Linked DNA regions of Mus musculus: region 2 is linked to region 1. The links are chromatin loops, found by intact Hi-C in ENCODE. Cell type or tissue: heart. All regions are shown on one strand. Each heading gives the region's core, and the rest is flanking DNA. Links, peaks and the distances in the headings are about the cores only.

What was found. Hi-C counts contacts between places; a loop is a spot of excess contacts. Peaks named below come from ENCODE experiments on the same cell type or tissue, not always from the same donor. Only the 100,000 strongest peaks of a DNase experiment are listed, where the experiment ranks them.
Region 2: a loop joins it to region 1, with 2.9 times the contacts of the local background. A loop is called at or near these places in 2 of 42 quality-filtered maps.

Annotation. Positions count from the first base shown.
Region 1 is chr1:189,573,349-189,584,462 of GRCm38, reverse strand. No RefSeq gene overlaps it. Among named protein-coding and RNA genes, the nearest start is that of Gm30088, 41 kb to the left of the region's middle. In heart, for the core only: a CTCF peak has its summit at 4,876 (motif pointing right); DNase peaks (open chromatin) are centred at 7,972, 8,382 and 8,732; H3K4me3 peaks cover 754 bases; H3K27ac peaks cover 981 bases; H3K27me3 peaks cover 289 bases.
Region 2 is chr1:189,242,169-189,253,282 of GRCm38, reverse strand. It overlaps Kcnk2 (potassium channel, subfamily K, member 2), which reads left to right. Exons shown (of 7, transcript NM_001159850.1): 6 at 10,257-10,396. Among named protein-coding and RNA genes, the nearest start is that of A430027H14Rik, 95 kb to the left of the region's middle. In heart, for the core only: no CTCF peak of the experiment used is centred there; no DNase peak of the experiment used is centred there.

The DNA of each region.
Region 1 (11,114 bases), core at 1,525-9,524:
ATCCTTGGGTTCACTATCTCAGCGGTAAATATGTATTGAGGGATGTGCTGATCTTGTCTGAGCAGAAGCAGATCTCTGTACGTCATTTGCAATACACTCATTTTTGCACAAATACCAGTGTCTGGAGTGTGTAAAAGCAAATAATGAATCCCACACATTCCTCCAGTTAGTGATACAACACATGATTTAAAAAGTTAGACACCAAATATAATTTCCTTTGTCTGGATGTGCCTGGTGTCCTCCACCTGGGGAATTGGTGGACATTGCCAATTTCCAGTTCTGCTGATGTTGTCATTTCTCACACCCCTGACCTTGGGCAGATTCTGCTTGGGACAGTGGTAATCATCTTGGGACACTTTAGCTGGGTGTGGAGGTTGAGGGGGATCAGGGGTTTAAGGCCAATCTGGGCTACATGAGATCATGTCTCAAAGCAAAAATGAAAACAGAAGGAAAGGAGAGACTGTCTTTATTGGGCAGAAACACCGTGAGGAGCCTGACTGGAAGCTCAGTGTAAGTTTGTCAATGTCGTGTGTTCTGCAATATGACCGTGTGACACAGCTCTTGTCCCTTCTCTTGTTTTCTTCGTTTCGGAAGCAGGGAAGGTGCAGGGCTTTTGGGGAGTTCCAATGGCTTAGGCTTTCCATGTATGATTCTATAACACCACAGATTAATAATTCTATACCTGACAGCTCTTTCTACTTTTCTATTCTGTGGCATCTTAGGCTGCTTGCTTGTATCTTGACCAATGGAATAGTTTACAAAATGCAGTTTCTTGTTGTTTGGTTAGTTAGTTAGGTTTTTCAAGACAGGGTTTCTTTATATAACAGCCCTGGCTGTTCTGGGATTTGCTTTGTAGACCAAGCTGACCTTGAACTCAGAGATCTGCCTGCTGCTGCCTCCTAAGTGCTGGGATCAAAGGCATGTACCACCATGTCTGGCTTACAAAATGTGTTTTTAACGCTACATACCTAGATTCTGCTTGATCCAAACTTCTCTTCCCTCCCCCTCCCCCTTTCCTTCCTCCCTCTCTTCCTTCCCTGCTTTCTCTCCTTCTCTTCATTTTATTTTTGTGTCTGTCTGAACAGAATTACCATCTTACAGTAAAAAGTGGCACACACACACACACACACACACACACACATAGAGTAGCCCTGGTCACAGTTCCTTGGATATTGCAATTGGGACCATCAGGCCTAGTTTTGAAGCAGGCAGAAAGGGTACTGCTGGTGTTATGAGTTGAACTGGCATCTTTTAATTCCAGATGTCCATATTTCCATCCCCATGGCCTGTGAATATCCTTATCTGGAAACACCATCTTCATAGAAGCAACCAAGTCAAAATGTCATTAGGGCATGCCTAAACCCACAGGACCCGAGCTCTTAGGACTCAGAAACAAAGGGGAGATGCTATGAAGGCACAGGGATGTGGGGGGTGGGGGTTGTGGGTTGTGGGGGTGGGGGGTGGGGGGCAAGGAGAGTCTGAGGCATCGGAGCCTGGTTAGGGACCTCAAATGAATTCCTGAGGAGGAACCAGCCCTGCCAACACCTTGTGTTTTCCTTCTAGCCTCCACACCCAAGACACAAAACACTGCTGTTGTTTAGTGCAGTGGTCTGCAGGACTTCACAGCAGCCCAAGAGCTCAGCTACTCTAGAGGGGGAGGGTGGGTGGTGGTGGTCACAGAGTCTATGGGGCATAGAATTGGATATCGCTGATGATCACGGCATCTTCATCTATATTACATACACATAATTTCTGCTAGCCTCAGAAATTCTATAAAGCCTTCAACTTTATAGAAAAATATGTATATTCTTCTCCTTAACATTACCTACTACACATACCTTTATGTTTTTATACTGCTATTGTGTGTTTGCTACTAAATTGCTGTGTTGCTCATTATCATAGAATATGGCTTTTAATTAAAAAAATTTATGGTGTTAATAACAAGGTGTAAAGTACAGAACTAAGCTATTCCAAAAGCTCTTTTCCCAGAGTGTTTTATTGTTGTGGTAAAACACGGACCATGTGGGGTAAAAATGGGGTCCCATGTACGCTAGGGCCGCTGGGCGAGGCGAGACTCCCGGAAGTTTGGATTGTGCACACCCCTATGGAACCACTGGACAGGCGTTGGGCTGTGAGAAGACGCAGGACCCCCGCTCCGGGGGTGGCGAAGGAGCGGTCTGGGGTCCCCTCGGAACTGCCGGAATCGGGATCAGATTCTCAGGCACCACAGACACCGCTGAGCACTGAGGAAGTGCCGTGCCGGTTCTGGGGGTCCCTGGGCCGCAAGGAGGCCAAGGACGTCAGGTTTTCAGTCTTGGACATTTCAGGTGCCCCTGGATGTCTCAGAAGAGGCGAGAAACAGAGTGGGGATGGCGGGCGGACTCTGGCCCCGGGGACTGAGGGGAAAAGGGCAGGGGGAGAGAGCTCCAGCTGGTTACTGCAGGGATGAGAGCCTTTGGCTTGGTCTGCAACGTCTTGGGTTGGCGGAAGCCGTGGCTATTGTGCAAGGAGTCCTCCTGGTGGGAGGTTAGACGCGTGGCTTGTTCGGGGAAGACCTGCTCCATTGCTCCAACACAGCGGTCCCAATGAGAAGAGACAATCCATGGTTTTTAAGGCGTTTATTGTAGAAAGGCAGAGAGAGGGAGAAGAGTAGAGAAGCAGAGGGCGGCCATGGCCACACAGGGAGGGGAGGGGGGAGAGAAGGTGGAGAGAGGGGGAGCAAGGGAGCAAGAGTAAGAGCAAGAGAATAAGAGGTAAGAGAGAGAGGAGGGGGCAAACAGCTCCTTTTATAGTGGGCTGGGCCCACCTAACTGTTGCTAGGTAACCGTGGGGCGGCTCATACCTGGCTGTTGCCAGGTAACTGTGGGGGTGGAATCCAGACAGAATACCAGGAGCTTGGAGCATTGCCTACATGAACATGACTGATGGCCACACACCTCTCTGGGGGGTGGGGTGGAGGTGATGGTGGTGGGAGGCTGTAGCTGCGACAGGAGTCAGGGGTCCAGGAGGGGTCCAGGAGGCATGGCTGAACACCTTCGGTCCCTTAGGGTCACCAGGATTCCAGGCCTGTGCTCGACTAGCTCACCGCCCCACAGGACCAGAAGAAAGTTGTGGGAGGAGAGAGTTTTATTGTCTATAGGTCACAGTCCATCCCTGAGGGAAGTCAAGGCAGGAACTTGAGGCAGGAACTGAAGCTGATCATGGAGAACTAAGCTTTCTGGCTTGTTCCCTGGCTTGGTCAGACCACCTGCCTAGTGATGGCACTGTCCACAGGGGCTGGCCTTCCTGTGTTTATCAGCCATCAAGAAAATGGTATAGAAACCATTCTGATGGAATCAGTTTGTCATCTGAGAGTCCTTCTTCCCAGACGTTAGTAGGTTTGTGTCAAGCTGACAAGAGCTGTGACAGTCGTCAGAGTCTCGGGTACATTTGAAGATAGAGGGGCTATCTGTGAGGGCTATACAAGTACATTTGGGGCTAAGAGGAAAAATGCCTCAGACTGTGTGGCCATGAACATGAACATCCCTAATGCAGGCTCTTACATCAGAGGACGTTGCCAGAATATCGCTAAACGTATTTTGTGGATAACCTGTGCCAATCTATTCTCTTGATGGGGCTATCCATAACTTCCAACCACACAGTAATGCCACATTAGTATGGAACAATATCAGTCCTGTCCCTTAGTACAGGGGTTAACGCAGTCATCTTTGGTTCTTTTGGTAATAGAATGGAAAAAAAAATCACAAGTTAAAATTTCTTTTGTTTTTACAACATCTGGTTCTCAGTCTCTTAAGAAGAGAATTCTTGGCTCTTCAACCCCTGCTCAGATCTATGATCTTGTGAGGGGCATCCTGCTGCATGCACACACTTTTGTCCTCATCGTTAAATTATATATGGCGCTCGGTGTTTTTAACAGAGTCATAAATAAAACTCCAAAGAGCCAGCGAAGTTGTGTGGATGCCACACACAGATGAAAAGTGGATGAGCCTCTAGGAAAGAACACACCTCTCTTAGTCTCCATCTATATTTAAAATGGAGAGGGCAGAGTAGCAGGAGACAGCCCGATGCAAGGCTGAATGGGAGAGACCCTTAGCAAGTGCCCAGTCATTTGCTATGTAAGCTTGTTTAACGAGGCACGAAGCCTGATTTAATAAACTTCCAGGGCTGTATGAGCAACGAGGATCCCAGTGTGCACTCCTGTGCCACGTGTGCCTTTCTAACTACGCTCACACAGAGCTCCCAGGCATGGAAAGATGTCCTGTAAAATCAATTTTGTGATTCAATACTTCTCATAAGTGTCCATAACTGTGGTGGCTCAAATGTCCATCTCTACGCTGCACATGTCACCTCAGGTAGCCACATGTTACCTCAGGTAGCTCTCTGGGGCTTGGTAAGGTGATAACCACTTTAAGATATGGAAGACAAATGCCAGAAATATTTTATTTAAAACCACCTCACCAGTGAAAAGGAGGACGTTTGAACTGGCCTGCTGTCTTAATTCTCTGAGCTGTCATTCCAGAACTTTCCGATGCTTTTTCACACAGCAACACAAGTGCGAAGAAGTCATATTTGTGTACAGGCAGGAAAACTGGCATGGTTACCCCGGAGTCATGTGATCATTGCGGCACACTGGGCATGTGGAAAGAAATTGTCTTATTTTCTGGTAAATTTGAATTTAAGCAACTTTCTCCCCACTACTAAATAAGTCCAGAGACTGATCTGACAATTCAGCCATTTTTATTGGCACCAACAGGCAGGCGCAGGGAAATGAGGCTGAAGGGAATGCTCTTGAGATGGCTTCTGTTTTTCAAAGGGCTTCTTGCACAGACTGACTTGGGACAAGTTGGTGGGATTGACACAGAAATGTTGGTCATGGATTGACCAACAGGTGGCACCAGGTCCTAAAGCAAGCCTGCCTTCCTAAAGTGCTTAGCTACTCAATCAGGCAGGTCACAGTAGGAGCTGGAACCCTGCTCAGAGAGACACTCAGAAACAAGGTGGGCTTGAAGAAGGCATTTCAACTGCAGGACCAGCCCCACAGAGCTGGCTAAGGGGTCCGGTCCCTCTACTCTAGCTCCCTGTGTGAAGTCTCCCAGTCACTGCCTGCCTTGCTCAATTGTTCTTGTGGAGGTTGATTGTCACGTGTAATCAAGTGGCTGGGACTCGACTGTTCAAGATGGCTTATTGCCACCCTAAAAGGGAAACAGGGAAACCAAGATCAGATCATGTCTTCTTGAGCCTGTCTGTCTGTTTCCTCTGAGGCTGATATTTCTGAGCGGTAGATCTGTTGTTTACTGTTAGTAGAAGGTTATTCTCGCTAGTAAATCCCACACAGCAGGTTCTTTCGTGAGCTGTCACTGAGGGAGATAAAATGCTATGGTAGAAGGGGAGCAAGATGGTCTTTAATTCTGTTACAAAGACTCTGAGCCTCTTTGTCAGAAAAATTGTCATAAGTCCCCCAAAGTGGTGAACCAACACATACATACTATGGATATAATTAAATATATTATTAAACTTTAAAATCTTTTACCCAAAATTGATAGTTTATCTAAAAGAGTGTGAGTGTGTGTGGTGTTTTACCTGCGTGTGCGTCTATGAAACACACACACGCAGTGTCAGAGGAGACCAGAATATGTCCAATCTCCTGGAACTGGAGTTAGAGACAGTTGTGAGGGATGTGGGCGCTGGGAACAGAACCTGAGTCCTCTGCAAGAGCAGCCAGTGCTCTTACCCACTGAGTCCCGATAGTTACCGATAGTTACCGTTCAGGAAGGGAGAAAGGACTCACACCTTGACGTGATTGGTTCCAGACTGTAGTTATAACACTCATGTTAGTTGATGACAGATACGTTGCTTGGGTTAAGGAAGTTTCTCTTTCCTCTTTGTCGAATCTAACCTTTTCTGTGTAAGTGATACTGGATGTGACTGGTTAACAGAGTACTTTCTGGAGATTCATTGGTGACTTCTCAATAAACAACCTAACAGACAAGAAGCAGTGAACTCCAGAGGGGTCCCACCCTTCTCAGGGACAAAGGATTCTAAACGCATTTTACCTCGGCACAGCAGGTCAGCCACTGTCTGCAGAGTCTGGTGAACCTGTGCTACTGAGGCTCTTTCAGTTCCATAGAAAAGAGACATCACATCAACCAGGGAGGGAAAAGCTTGATAGAAGGACGTGAAGAATGAGTAGACAACGGGGAATGTCTCAGCTGGCTTCCTGGAGCCTAGACGTTTGCTCATGGTCAGCAGGGTTCACTCTGTCTGTTTCTCTCATGCTCCCTCAGGGCTAGGGAGCCTTTATTCCCTTTCTGTATCATAATGTCCTGCCTTTGGGAAGTGCTCTTATCAGACAACTGCCCCATGTTCCTCTTCTTCTGTCCTCCTTTTAAAAACATCAAGGTTTCCTGGTGGGCTGGTCTCTATCTTTCTGTTAGCTTCTGAATTGCCTTTGCTGTTTAAAATCCTTTTACTCTGTGCCCTTTCTTCCAACAGCCATCCATCATCTGTTGATTCTTGGTGTCCAATAGAGGATTCAGTTGCTTTGTCCACTGCTGTAGACTGTGGCTGCTGGGTCGCTCTTTGGTTGGCTTAGGTCAGGTCCTTCCCTAGTTTTTTGGTACCTGTCCAAGACAGTAGAGCTTTGTGGTTTGTTGCATGAAGACATACATGGGGGAAACATACAAGAGTGGATTCTGGCCTCCATTTTCAGGCTTCCCGGGATGGATGGCCAATGGCAGCTGTGTTTCATGGTGGCCTCAACAGGCTGTCTGCTGAGGTTAAGTGTGGAACAAGAGCTAAAATGATCAGTGTTTTGACTAAGGCTCCCTCCACAGACTACGGGAACTGTGCCTATGTAGATAGTTTTCTATTCTGCTATAGTAAATTATGCTAAACTCAATGATGCAAGTCTGGCATGTCACAGTCTTATGGGTCCAAAGTCTCACAGGAGACTTTTGTCTCTTATGGGCTTGTGACCGAGATGTCCTTAGGGCTATGTTCCTTTCTCAAGGCTGGAAAGCAATCTGGTTTGCAGGATCATTTGGAGTGTTGGAAAACTCAGTTTTTGCTGTTTTGAGGCAGAAAGGTTGTTTTCTTGTTGCCTGTCAGTTGAGGGCTATTCTAAGCTTCCGGGGCATCTTGTATTCCTTGGCTGGTGGCGCCTTCTTCCACCTTCAAAGCCAGTAATAAAACCAAGTAGGTGAATCTCAGGTTCCAAAGGTCTCCTGGCTCCCCTTCTGTCTCCCCGTCTCCCTGGTGGATTCTTCTGCCTTTAAAATATTTATTTTTAATTATATATGTGTTTCCACATGTATTTGCACATGAATGCAGGTCTGCAGAAGCCAGAAGAGGCCTCTGGATCCCCTGGAACTGGAGTTACAGGTGGCTGTGAGCTGTCTGACATGGGTAATGGGAGTAGAGCTCGGTTCTCTGAAGAACAGTGTGAGCTCCTAACCACTGAGCCACCCTCTAGCCCTCTTGTTCCTGTCTTGTAAGACTTACAGTATAAGAACCTCCCTTTCTCAAACACACCCACAAAGTTGCTATAGCTGAGAAGATGACACCATCTCGTGTTCCGGGAATTAGAGTGTGCATCTGGATGGAGCAGTCAGCCCAGGCTGCCATTGTTAGACTGGTGTTAGTCTTGACCGTGGCAGATATAGTTTCCTCAGAATTTATGTCTTTCTCTGCCTATGTTCAGCCGTCCTCATGTCTACTCACTGGGTGGCTTTCTGCTGCAATGCGTAAGGACTCTGTTTCTGTCGTTTTCTCAGTGAGGCTGTGTTTTCCTGAGGAAATCCATGCATTTTTTATGTACAGCTGAATACATACACGCTGTTCTTGAAATATTTAAAATATTCAATGAGTCTCTGACTCTAGGGGGAAGAAAGCCTCTTGGGGCTGCAGTTAGATAGCTGTTTCCTCTAGATTGAAACATTCCCCAGTGGAGGAAGGGGGCGGCTCGTGAAACACAAGGAAGTTACTAGACTGCAAGCTGACCTGACCCGACCCTAGGAGGGGATGCAAAGCATTGAATAGCTGCTGGCAAGGAGGAGATTCTCCAGCCTCTGGGGTTTCAGGGAGGTCATTGGACGCAGCTCTCAGGAGCCTGTCCCTCTTCTGTGATGGTCTTGTTTTGTGATGCAGTTGCAGTGTTGCCCATGTTTTTGTGGAAGAGCCACGAGGAACCAATCGTCCATTCTCCCATAGGAAACCCCGGTAAACACATTGCTACAAGTTAGGCTTGGATGGGATTATTTCCTTGGTCTGTCAATGGCGCCATGTCTGCGGTGAGTAGATCTTTGTCCATATCTGTCAAGGAAAAGTCATGTCCAGGGACTGGGCAGGTCCTCGGACAAAAAGATTCTGTCCCAGGGATTATAAGCATGTCATCAGCTGAGCTCCCTCCCCAAGGAGACTCTGAAGGATTCTTTCCACATGCTCTCTTGGTTTCCTGCCTTACCCCGGAAGCCAACACAGATTAGGATTGAAATCAACCCAGCAGTGTATTTCAGACATAATGGTGGTTCAGGAAAGGCTGAACTTCGGGGACCTTCCTGGACAAGGATGTCATGTCAGGAACACTCCTGTAAAGACGGGGTAATAAGACTGTAAGAAGGTCAGTATTGCCCAGGCTCTGTCACTCCTCCTCATTTCCAAAGGCCAAAGAGGATGTCCCAGAAGACACGACTGAAAAGAAGAGAGTGTGCAGGTTTTCACAGAACCAAATGGAGATGGACCATTAGCAAAGCTCGGGACTCTGTGCTCTGACTCACTCCTCCCTCGCAGATGGAGAGCTGAAGGGGCAGGCCTGCTAGGACTCTGCTTGCCTCTGTGGAGCAGGGGACTGCCTTCCCTTATAGACAGTTGAGCACCCAGCCCCCAACAGTTCAGTTGTTAGAGTCCATTCATCGGCACAAACCTTTAACTGATTTGAAATTGTGCATTTTGGAGTTTTCTAGGAGGGAGATAGTAATGAAATGTGACTCAGGGCTGGTGAGATGGCTTTGTGGGCAAAGGTGGCGGCTGCTAAACCTGGTGACCGAGTTCAAGCCCTAGAACCCATGTGCATGGAGAGAATGACTCTTACAAGCTGCCCTCTGACCTTGACAGTCACGTGAAGGGAAGTTCACATAGACAATAAAGAAATGTAAAAATATTATTAAAAAAATATGTGATCTAGAAGTTTCCCATAGAGGCCAACCTCACGCATGGTCTTTTCATCTTCCTTCAGACTACAAGGTTCGTAAAATGAACTTAAACCTCATGTTTCACCTTTTAAACGACTTTTCGGTCTTGGCGACATCCATGGGAGGAGAGGCCCTTGGTCCTGTGAAGGCTCGATGCTCCATTGTAGGGGAATACCAGGACACAGAGGCGGGAGTGGGTGGGTGGGGGAGCACGCTCATAGAAGCAGGGGAGGGGATAACATTTGACCTGTAAATAAAGAAAATCTAATAAAACATTTCAAATCCCGCCCCACCCCCAAAACCAACTAGTTTTCTATTCTCTTGCATTTGGACATCATGGGCTACAGAACTCATTTTTCTTTTTAAGTCGAGAGCTTAAGCAATAACAACCACAACAGTCTCCAACACTGAGCTGTTGCGAGCAAGCGAGCTCTTTCTGTTATTCTTCCTATGAGAAGAGATTTCACAGGGGAGGAGGGGCAAAGTCATCTTCGTGCCTCGCCAGACTCTGCATCCCTTCTTCTGGGAGCTTCCTAGGAGCACCATGCAGGGGTGTCTTGAATGTATGGACCAGGAGTGTCACCCGAATTCCTGTAAGTTCTAAATGAGAATCTTCTTCTAAGACTTCTCCCAACCCATCTCTTATGCCTGTGTTAGTTGCTTCTTTTTCTGCTGCTGGGCAGTGCCTGACAAAAGCACCTAGAGGGAGGGAGGGAGGGAGGGAGGGAGGGAAGGGAAGGGAGAGGGAGGGAGGGAGGGAGGGAGGGGAAGAAGGGGGAGGGAGGAAGAAGGAAGGAGGGAGGGAGGGAGAGGAAGAAGGGGGAGGGAGGAATAGGGAAGGAGGGAGGGAGGGAGGGAAAGGCAAGGCTGGCTCACAGTTTGAGGAGCTACAGTCTCTGGTGGTGGAGGAGGCTAAAGGAGCGCCAGGGCCCACTCACAGTATACCTACAGTCAGGAAACAGAGAGCAACAGAGTTTTCCTCTGAGCTGGCTTCCGACTTTTCATGGAGTCTCAGATTCCAGCCTGTGTGGATGGTACCAGTCACATTTGGAACAGATCTTCTCACCTCAGTTAACCTAATCTAGACAATCTTCTCATAGATACAAACTCAGAGATGTGTTTCCATGGTGATTCTGAATCCCATCAAATCAACCGTCAACATTGGCCCCCATAGTGCCCAAGTGCCAGGCCAAATGATGCCCCTCTGAGCCCCATCTTAGTAAAGGCCATCTGTCCAAGTCCTCTGGCAAAGCACTTAGGCTCCATACTTGATTTCTCTTTTCTACTCATGTCCTGCATCTGACCCACAGTTTCAATGGCCATATCTATGGAAACATCCTGAGTCTGAGCACAAACACAGCCTTGAGTCCCTACAGTGCTCCAAGCCACCATCATTTCCCACTTTGGTTATCATCGGGGTTTTCATGACTTCACCCACTTCTGTCCTGTCCATATCAGAATCTTCTCAATGACCAGAGATCTGATTAAAAGGTAGCCAGATCTTTCCATTCACATGTTCCATGGCCCTAAGTCCCCAAGAGTCTCTTCCTTTCTTCCTGAGAGTGATGGCGGATATCACAACAGTCCATGAGTTGGTTTCCCATGACCTCTTGGGGCTCATTCACTTCATTCTGCTCCCCTACTGTGTTCCCCCTCTCCAGCCACCTCAGCTTCCTTAACAGATGTCAAATGTGTGGTTCCTGACTGAGAGCCACTGCGAGGCTTTTTGTTATGCCCGGGATGCTTTCTCTCGGTGTTATCATATGCCACTGTGCCTCCCTCAGGCCACCCTGCTTCTGTAGGATGTGTGAGCTCATTTGTACACATGAGTGCAGGTGTGCACATGCCATGGTGTGCAAATAGACATCAGAACAACTTCAGGCATGGGTCCTTGCCCTCTTTGTCATCAAGGCAGATTCTCTTTGT
Region 2 (11,114 bases), core at 1,922-9,921, 330 kb after region 1:
AGTTTAATGATTTTTCTGCCTCCTCGGTCTTTATTGGCCTTTATTGTGAGGCCACAGAGTTGTGTTTGTGAGGGCTGCTAGCTTTATGTGTCACATCCTTATACCTGGGGGCCATTCTGGACAAGGCAAGGCAGGAAACATGCCCTTGTAAGAATCTTCAGAAAACAGAAACTGGACTTGTCTTCCAAGCTTCCTGTGAGGGGACTGATTGTCGTGTATAACTGAAGATAGTGCACACAGTCAGCCATTCCTCCTGGGGACCTTATGACTACAGCAAGCTGCTAAGCTAGGGCAGAGCTCCTCCTGGGACAGACTGGCTATTTGCTTTGTGGAACATCCCCTCTGGCTACCAGATGTTCCTATCGATCAATTGATCGATATCACAAGAGCCATCCCTCCCCACTGTAAGCCTTTTAAGATGTTCTCTACAAAGCTTACTTTTATATTTCTGTTTCTGCCTGTGTCGGGGGCGTGATGTGGTGGCTGGGTCGTCACACTGGTGATTGACATCTGATCCTCCCAGCTGATCCGTTCTTTCCTCTCACCCAAGCTCTCCATCCCGAGAAGAAGCAAGGAGAGCTGAGTTTGGGCTGTGTGTTACCCTGATAACACAAGCGCACAGCTTAGAGCCATGTGTGCAGTGGTTCTTCCTGAAGTTGGAAGGGGAAAGGAAATGGGGGAGCCAGCATGGTTTGCATGGTTTTGAAAGTGTCGCTTGTAGTCACAGTGGTCGGGGTGAGCTCACGGTCCTATCTGGGAATTACTGTGGCTTTCCTCATTCCTGTCTATGACTTTTCATTTCTGCAAATGCCTAGGATGTCCAGTCATGCCCGCCTTTAGAATGAGGACTACCTCAGCCTCGCTTTCTTAAGATCCCTTAGGTGACAATGCTTGAAGACTGGAGAAAAGCCTAGCTACCAAGTTTAACACAACTTAAAATGCATTTTCAAAGCAGATGGCTTTTTAGATACCCATAACCAGACACAGGGGAAAGGGGGCAGCATGTTACCCCCAAAACATACTTCTCAGTAAAGTCCTCTAGAACACTCCTTTTCCCAAGTCAGCCTAGGTTGTTTCCAAAAGGCACACATGAGGGAAAGCCTGTGCAAAAGAGACTTCAACAAAGTGGGGGGGGGGGTAGAGGTGTCTCGAATTCCCTACACTTTTAAGAAAACCTCACAATCTTAGTCCCCAGACTTAAGCATTATAAGTAACCATTATGGCTGACACCACAAAGTCACATGTGGTTGATTAGTTATGTGTGGTACTGCTCGTGCAGAGAGAGAGTGGGTATTGGGTTCCAAGCACCCACGTAGCACCTCCAGAGAACTCAGTGCCTTCTCCTGGCCTTCTTGGAGACTATATTCTGATGCACAAACTCACATTCAGACAGACAGACAGACAGACAGACAGGCAGACACACACACACACACGCGCGCGCACACACACATACACATCCTTAATTAAAAAGTAAAGAAGGATAGTTCATATGTATATATATGTATATACATGTGTGTGTATATATATATATATATCAGATGTTTAAGTTGTTTTTTATGAATTTTTCATCACTGAAAGAGTGTACTCTTAGATCCTGGGAGCTTACTTATCCCACAGGAGGCAGAGTGTCTCCCTGCCTGGTCTAACGTCACGTGTAGGGCATTACTTGCCTCTTCCTCACAGAGCACAGCTCTGCCTCCCCAGCTAAGGCCCTTCTTCCCTGGCATGTTACCTGGATGACTTTTTAAATTAAGTTTTCAAAGTTCTATTGTCATTTGTCATTGCATTTTTGGCTTGGGGAAAGACATAAATCTGTGTCCCCTACAAAGTTTCCTAGAATTATATAAGTCATCTTCGGAAGTGATGCTTTTCATAGCCAAGTGATTTCCTTTCTGTATAATCCCAAATAGGACTCATGCAGTGAGCACTCTCTTAATCTAAGGGAATGCCATTGTGAAAACATCTCGGGCTCTGTTTAAAGCCATCACGAAGTTTGTTGTTCAGAACAATTGTTGCTAGAAATCCTCTAGGATACAGTGCCTGATACAGCCTAAGATTTGCACAATTATCCCTCAGGCCAGTTCCAAAATTGCTGCCTTTAAGCTGATTGCTGAGGAAGGTGTTGCTGGAGAGCCAATAGGTACCCAAAAAAGTACTTGATGAGGGTAGAGGATGCTTGAAAACCGGTGACCCTTCACAAGATCAGCTCAGAAAATGAAAACAAGAACCTTTCTGTTAATCAGAAAGGTGAAGCTTGTGTGACTGCTTGGAAGATGTATTATATACTCTGTGTGTGTGTGTGTGTGTGTGTGTGTGTGTGTGTGTGTGTGTGTGTGTGTGATGTATTCAAGGACAACTTTAGGGACTCAGTTCTCTCTTCCCACCGTTTGAGGCAGGGCACTCTTGCTTCTCCTCTCTGCATTGCCAAGACCAGCTGGCCTATAAGCTTTGCAGAGAATTTCTTGTCTTCCTTTTGCATCTGGCTGAAGGAGGGCTCGGCTGCAGAAGCGGCTGGCTTATCACATGGATTCCAGGGATCTGAACTCAGGTCATCAAGCTTTACAGCAAGTGACCTAACACACAGAGCCCCCTTACTGGCTCTCTGTCTTATAATCAGCACTCATTCGGAAATTCATATTCGTTTACTCTGATGGTTAGTGAACACACCGTTTATGAGATACTGTGTTCAGCACTCAAAGTGACAAAGGCTGTGGCTCCTGCTCCTCCAAAAGGAATGTATGAAATTAGGGGGCAGCCACTCAATAGGGATCAAGGTCTGTGGAACAGGGGAAATCTGCTCATTGTGCTTTAGCCAGTGATGAGAAAACTGTGCACTTGATTAATCAGCAGAATTGGAGTGGGGGTAGGGTCTGTGGGCAAGCCAAGAGATTAGCTCACAGGGGTCAGCAGGCTTCTAGAAGCATTGTAGAAACACAGGAGGACGGAGCAAAGGAGCGAGCCTTGGTGAGTGATGGTTATGACGGAGCTGGTGCTTAGTGGAGACTCCAAACTGCTCTCCACGGAGATATCAAAACAATTCCCAGTGGAAATGATCACTTAACTCCTGTACACAGTGCTTGCACAGCACACGCTGCACACGGCGCACCTCACACCGCACGCTGCACACGGCACACCTCACACCGCACGCTGCACACGGCGCACCTCACACCGCACGCTGCACACGGCACACCTCACACCACACACCGCTGCACACGGCACACCTCACACCGCACGCTGCACACGGCACACCTCACACCACACACCGCTGCACACGTCTACCCTTGTAGAGAGATGACTGAGGGAGGGACTTGTAGATTTCCCTTTCTTTGCACCCACGAGGTTCCTGTTCTTCCAACAGTAGGTTTTACATGAAGAACAGAAGTGGAAATGGGCTGGTTTCTAAATCTGAGTGCTGATCTCTAACTTCCAAAAATATAACTTCAAATGCTAGGCAGATCTAATTGTCTCCACTTTAAAATAATTTCAAGTTTTAAGTTTTATTATATGTGTATGGGTGTTTTGCCTGTATGTGTATCTCTATACTATGTGTGTGAGTGCTGTCTTCAGAGGCCAGAAGAGGGCATTGGATTCCCTGGAACTGGAGCCACAGATGGTTGTGAGATTGTATGTGGGTGCTGGGAATTGAACTCGGGACCTCTGGAAGAGCAGCTGCTGAGCCATCTATCTCTACAGCCCTCTTCTTTAGCTTTACATTTTCCTGTATCAGTGACATAATACGTTTTATATATATATTTATATATGTATATATGTGTATATATATAAAACCTATTATACATATACAGATATATATGTGTATATAATAGGTTATGTATATATAATACATAATATATAATAGGTCATATATAATACATAGTAGGTGATATAATAGGTTATATATAATATATTATATACAATAGGTGATATAGTCAGCTATATATATATATATAATATAGTTATATACTAGGTTATATAATCGGTTATGTAACCGATTATATAATAGGTTATATGTAATACAATATATGTAAGAGGTGATATAATAGGATATATATATATCAGTGTTTTAATAGGTGAGTTATTGCTGAAGACCAAAGTCACTAGATTGACCATGCCACTATAAGAATGTTTCTGTTCTCTAGGAAATTTGCTGTCACAAGAGAAAAGTATGCAAAACAGAAATATCATAATCATAATAAAAATAAATCATCAGTAGTAAAATTATAGTCAAAGCCCCAAGTTAAGAGCATTATTTGATATCCAAACTAAAATACTTAGAAACAAACCTGTTTCTGTGACTTAAATGGGTCTCCCCCAACAACTCATGCACGCTGTGTCTCCAGAGGCTTAGCGGCCTAGGATGCCTTCTGCTTACTGCGTGCTTTCATGGGAAAATGTAGGACCCCAGTCTCTCATTTCTCAGCTTCTTGGCCCATAACACACTCTTGTCATGATTGCTCCTCAGTGTTCCTCACCAGAGTCAAATCAATGAGGTCACCGGACCCCAAATTGGAACTTCCAGAGTCATGGGCTGAGTGAACTGGTTTTGGTTGTTTCACGCTCGCTCTGTGTATCTTGTTATAGCAATGTGAAGCTGAAACTCGGGTTTCTTTAGAGTGTCACTGTGTTTCTGTTCTATAACACACATATATGGCTTTAGAAGATGGGAGGATGGTCCTGGAATTGATGATCTGAATCAAGAATGACTGTGCTTTCAAACCAGGGTATGTGAGGTTTTTATCATTAATATTTTGTGATTCAGAAGAAGAAAATCCACAGGTCAAGAAAATTAAGGGGAAGGTGTGTTATGTTCTCACATTCTTATTTTTTAAAATTACTTTAGCATGAAAAAAATCTCACACACACACACATGCACACACAAACACACACACACACACACACACACTCACCCACACACACACACACACACACACACACACACACACACACAGCTCTATAGTGGTAGTTATGCAAAACACTTGCCTGATCCCAATCTCATGGTCTGTGGAACAGAATATCACCACCTTCTGGAAACCACTTGAGTCAGGAGGTAAATAGAGGGCCTCGTCTTCAGATCCACAGGGCTACCTTGAGCCAAAGGGGATGCTTGTCAGGCCTGGCTGGATGACTCTCACGGTAACTAAGCATCTTCCATACCATGGGGGTGGAGCAGTTTTGTTGACCCTGTCCTCTGAGTATTGTCCCCTCCTAATCTTACATTTCTCCTTTAATGGCACTAAGAAGTGATGTCTTTATGGGTCATTAGGTCACAAAGGATTCACTGTCTTGAGTGGGATTGATGCTGTAAATGCTCCTAGTCTCCCTCTCCCTCTCCCACTTACGTTCCTGCTACGAGTGTGTCATAGCTCACTGTCCTGCAAGTAGAACAGCCACCACCTTTGTTAGAATGGCTCCCACTACTTGTGAGAGAGCCCCAAAGGTCTGGCTTGTTGAACGTTGATGTTCCATCTTAGAAGGAGTAGATGGAAGGGCCATTCAATTCAGGCCGCTCCCTTCAGTACCTCCTGGCCAGTTGTATGTCATTCTTTCCTGATTATACCCTTACTCATCATCTCAGGAGGTGCTGGAGTATGCAGACTGGGGAAGGAACTCCATCCATGCAGCTAATTGTCTTCATCCAGGCTGGGGTGAGAGGTTTTGGGTATCATGGCTACTTGAGGATCTCTGTGCTTTCATATGTAACCCTTCACTCATGATGTATAAGTAGGACCAGTAAGCGCACTGGCTCCCCAGGTTGGACCTTGGTTTGTGCTGGCATCCTGTGTGGAGAGTACCCTCTCAACACCGGGCTGCAGGACAGCTGGATGGTGTAAGGTGCAGGGTAGCGACAGTTAGGAGCTGAGCATATGGGTGAAGGACAACTCCATCCTGTGGAAGGAGGAGCCACACTTCAGAGCAACACAAGACTGGGTTTGCAGGTGAGCTCTGTGGCTCCTGTCCATTTGTGACGTGCTACGGTTCATTTTCCATGCCCTTACATCTCTATTTAAAGTCACTAGGATTTCAGACAAGCCGCATGGATCTGGCTGTCTCTCTTGAATTCTGGGCAGATTGAACTGGGTGGCACTTGAATCATCAACTTTATTTCTGAAAAAGCAGATGGAGATAAAGCTAAATTATACCTAAGGCCCCATTGATGCCCAAATACAGGAGCCTCAGCTCCTTCACCTACAGAGCTTTAGGGTAGGATGGCTTTCCGGGAACCACCTGTAGTCCTTTAGGGTGGGGTGGTGCTAGTCATGGGGGTTAATCTGTTAGGCTAAGTTCTCACTCACCTCCCCCAGGAGGATTTTTGAATATTCTATAAGTGAGTTGAAATGAGCATATTGACTGAGCAATGTAGGGCATCCAGAGTCAGAAAGTCTCCCCATAAGCTATTGTCCATCCTCTTCCTGCCATGACTCTCAGGGAGCAGGCAGGCAGGTTCTCTCAGTGATTGATATAGGGGAGGTTCCCAGCCACTTAGGGAACCCACTTTGAGGAGAGAATCATTTCCTAGCATTGTGAACAGCTTGAACCTTCCAGAGTTATATTTTTAGTAGTTTAATCTGCTATATTGGATTAAGCTCTGGCAGAGTGTGAGTCTTGCAAATGTCAAGGAGGGGTGGGGGGAGGAGGAGGAAGAGGAAGAGAAGAAGGAAAGAGGAAAAGGAAGCCATCACACATCCCAATACAGACTCAGAATGCTTAGACTATTTGAAAAAGTTGAGGAGGTTCCTGAAGCTGTCTGCCTCCACCCTCTTTGGTATTTTTATTGCTATCTGTACATTTTCATATAATGTTCTCATATAAAAGCTCCTAAAATGGAAAGAGCTTATGTGCACAGGAGGGGAAGGGGATACATAAAAGGGGAGGGAGGGTGTAGAATACAGCATCCTGCAGTCCACAACATGAACAGTGAGAGGAAGAAAAGAAACCGGTAGATGTGGCAACAGACAAGGTGTGGGCTTTCTGTCTAAGACAGAGAAGTCACTCTGCACCCTTTGATCCTTTATGATTTTTAGATGGCCTCTCTCTGGTCCTCTAAGCCGCTCTGATGTTCCCAGTCCTTCTAGCTCAGCGTCCCACGTGCTAGATTCGGGTGCAAGCTGCCACTCCCAGCTACTTCACTTAATTAATGAGAGACAGCTGGACACAGTTCTAAACAATAGGGAGAAAATTAACACTCCTGACACTCAAGGATTTTTTTTTAAAAGCATTTCCTGTGGTTCAGAGCACTTGCTATTCTTGAAGAGAACTGAGTTTGGATGCTAGCACCTACATCAGCTCACAGGTGCTGTTAGCCTCATCTCTAGGGTACTGGATATCCCCTTCTGACCTCAGCAGGCACCTGCACACATGTACACATGTACAAACACACACACACACACGTGTGTGTGTGTGTGTGTGTGTGTGCCTATACTCACATACATACAATTAAAAATAAGAAAAGATTAAAATCGTTTTTTCATTTTAAAATCTCCCCCTTTAAATCAAGCTATCTTAATATTACAGATACATTAACAGAGGGAAGATTTTTGCATCCTGTGAGCTGATTAATGAACAAATTGATTTATAAGCCTTAGGTTTGGGAAAGTGAATAGGGTGAATAGTTGTCTGACAATGACTTCTTTCTTGGTGTTTTTCTTCTTAGACCATCCAGCTGCCAGTATTTCATTTTAAGAGTGGTAATTAAGACTGTGAAAAAAAACTTTTTTCCATGGCTAGAATCTCTAAAACTTCTGGGTTAAATGTTTTACCCAAATATGGGCCTTTTGGTGATTAGGCTAACCCTTCCAACTGTAACATCCTGCCTATAAGAAATGTGTAAAATGTCATCTTTATCATGTGTGTGGGCTGTTCTATAATCAGTGACTCTGGGAGCTTACGTGTTAGGTGAGCCCTAAACATTTGGATGAAGGTGGGCTTTGTTTTTTGTTTTTTTGTTTTTTTGTTTTTCCTGGTTCTTCTTCTTTCTGGTGTGAAAACAGAAAGTACTAGGAAGGAAGTCATTTGATTTCAGTGAAATGGAAACACTGGACAAATGGAATTTGCCAGTGGGCCTCCCTTAGAAGGCATCTCACTGTGCACTCCAGGCTGTCCTCAGACTATGTGTCCACTCACAACGCTTACCTGCTAGAGCCCCCCTCTAGCTTGTTCCTTGAACATTCAGAAGTCTTTGTGTGGCCTCCAGAGTCTGATTTGCTTAGGGAAACATTCCATTAGTATTTTATATTTGAATGTAGTGTGCACTTGTTTCTCCTAGCCAGGGGTTGGATTTGTGCACAGCCCCAGGGTCTATTCAGTGAGCCCTATGATGCTTGCCCTCTGCTCTGCTCTGCCCCACAGTGTATTAGGCCTGCATGTCAGAAATCTTAGGGGTGAAGTCAAATAGGGGTCTTTAACCATCCTTAGCCTGAAAAGTCCCAACTTAAAGTATCTGTGCTGGTTTTAGTCAATGTCCTTTCACCATCTCCCAAGTAAGGGACTGAGGCCATCAGAAACAATCCTGTCATCATTGTCCCCTGCTCCATTCTTCCATGCCTTTTCTCTCATGCCTGCCCTCATTCAACATAGCAATTTCTTAGCCGCTCCCAAATCAGAGCATCTCCAGGGGCCTCCCATCTCCCTTCCCCCTGAGCCACTACGATCCTTTTGATCATGCAGTCAACCATGAACACAGGTCATCTCCCCTTTAACTATAACCATGTTCCTGCTGTTAGGATCCAGTCTTTATGATTCTATATAGCCTGTTCTTCCTAGGCTCCTCACTTGGCCCTGACCACACTCCTGTAGGCATCCATATGCTGGCTGATCCTCTAAAGAAAGTGTGTCTTTTCATAGTGCCTTGATACATATCGCCTAAAAGTTCCCTTTGCCTTCTTGCCTTCTCCCTTCCTCTGTGTTCTTCCACAGAGTTATATAGCATCTGCTCTGCTATTCCACACTCTCAGCTATAGCAACTCTCTACGTGAGGCTTTCTTCCTGTTCAAGTTGCATGTGTGTGCATGTGTGCATGTGCCCATACATGTATGGGGGTGTGCACACTCCAGGCTAGCTGGCCCAGGAGCATCTGAGTGTTCTGGTCTCCATGGCCCATCTCTGGGTTAGGAGCCCTGTAGTGCCATAGGTGAGCTGCACATCTGGCCTTTATATTGGTTCTGATCTGAACTCAGTGACAAGCACTCTATACACCAAGGCATCTCTCCAGTCTGAATGTGAGGATTTCTTAGGTCAAAGTTGGGTTCCTTAAGATATGGAGATATGGCCTTGACTACTTGTTTGGGTTAATAGGTTAGAGTTTCAGTGTTTGCCACTTTATAACTACCTCTTTTACTGTGTGCGCTGAATAGGGGGGCATGTGAAAATACACACAGCAGACTCCCACAGTACAATGTCAGTCATTAACAACAACAACAAAGAAAAAGAGCTCCATTACTTATTCTTTCTGGAGATGTTGGGCTTAAGCTTATGACATCATGGAACTTCCTCGGAGAAGATGGTGGTGGCATTGCAGGTATAGACCATCCTTTCTCTGCTAACCCATAGTTGCTCTGCCTCAAGCTTGGTATCAGATCATCCTACTTTTGACCTGAAAATAATAGTCGTACAGGGTCACCCACTTCCTGCCCAGAGTCACCCACTTCCTGCCCAGAGTCACCCACTTCCTGCCCAGAGTCACCCACTTCCTGCCCAGAGTCACCCACTTCCTGCCCAGAGTCACCCACTTCCTGCCCAGAGTCACCCACTTCCTGCCCAGAGTCACCCACTTCCTGCCCAGAGTCAACCACTTCCTTCCCAGAGTCACCCACTTCCTGCCCAGAGTCACCCACTTCCTGCCCAGAGTCACCCACTTCCTGTTCAGTTTGGCAGACCCATGGGGTGGCACAGGTGGATCAGCATGGGCTGATGGACACAGTCCTCTGAAAGTGGAAGTGTGGTCTCTGATTCATATGTTGTTAAAGGGGATGGTGCGGTTGAGTCCCAAGGGACAAAAAGGTCATAAATGACAAAAGAAACAGGAAACCCAGATAACCACGTGATCTGGAAAGGTAAGGGTGTATCCTCACCTATTGAACTTGTCCTTGGAAACCTGAGAATTCTGTAAGAGAAAATGAGAAATTCGGTGTGAAGGAAGAGCCTGGGTCTGTGGAGAGGCTGAGAGATTTCTGCCCTTGAGTCATAGCTCACCAGCAAGTGTGTTGTGGATCTCAGTTATTGACTCTTGGGACTACATACAATTAATACCTTTCCTTTTGCAGGTGGATCAGACATTGAATATCTGGACTTCTACAAGCCTGTGGTGTGGTTCTGGATCCTCGTTGGGCTGGCCTACTTTGCAGCTGTTCTGAGCATGATTGGGGACTGGCTACGGGTGATCTCTAAGAAGACGAAGGAAGAGGTGAGGGTGAGGGTGCACAGAACAGCATCCAGTAAAGGGTTGGTTTGATGTTCTTTTTAAAAGTTTTTAGAAGTTTAAACTCTTAATATTAATGCTAGTATACAATGAAGTAAGAAAAGTGTAGGAGTTGTAGGTTGCAGGTTTTTTGTTGAATGGCACAAAGTGAGGTCTGTTCTATAACAGAAAGAAAAGAAAACATTTGAGGCCAGAATATACCGCCATGGTAGAACACTTGCCCAGCATATATAAAGACCTAAGTTCAATGCACAGCAGTGGGGGGAAAGTGTATCAGTGTATCATAGAACAAATAATGAATGTTTTTTAAGTGTCTGTAAACAGATTTTTTAGAATTATTTTTGAATAAATTTCTAGAGATGGAATTGTTGATAAATTAAACTCAGGTCCAACTTTACGAGGAATTGCCTAAATGTTACACGATTTAAGTTCTTATTAGCAGCGAATGAGAAGGGTGCTGAGACAGAACGAATCAGACACTGGAGTGATGACTGTTTATATTAGTGATTTATTCTATTTTGTCTGTATGAATGCACATGTTCACACCCGAACCTACACATATGCACTGGAAGGCTGTGTGCTGTGGCTCTTTGCTACAAAACTTCCAAGTATTCAGAATTTTACATATTTAATACCAAAAAAACCCATAGTAATGATCTTGAGAATTTTGATACATGAAATTTTAGGAATTTTAAAATGGAAG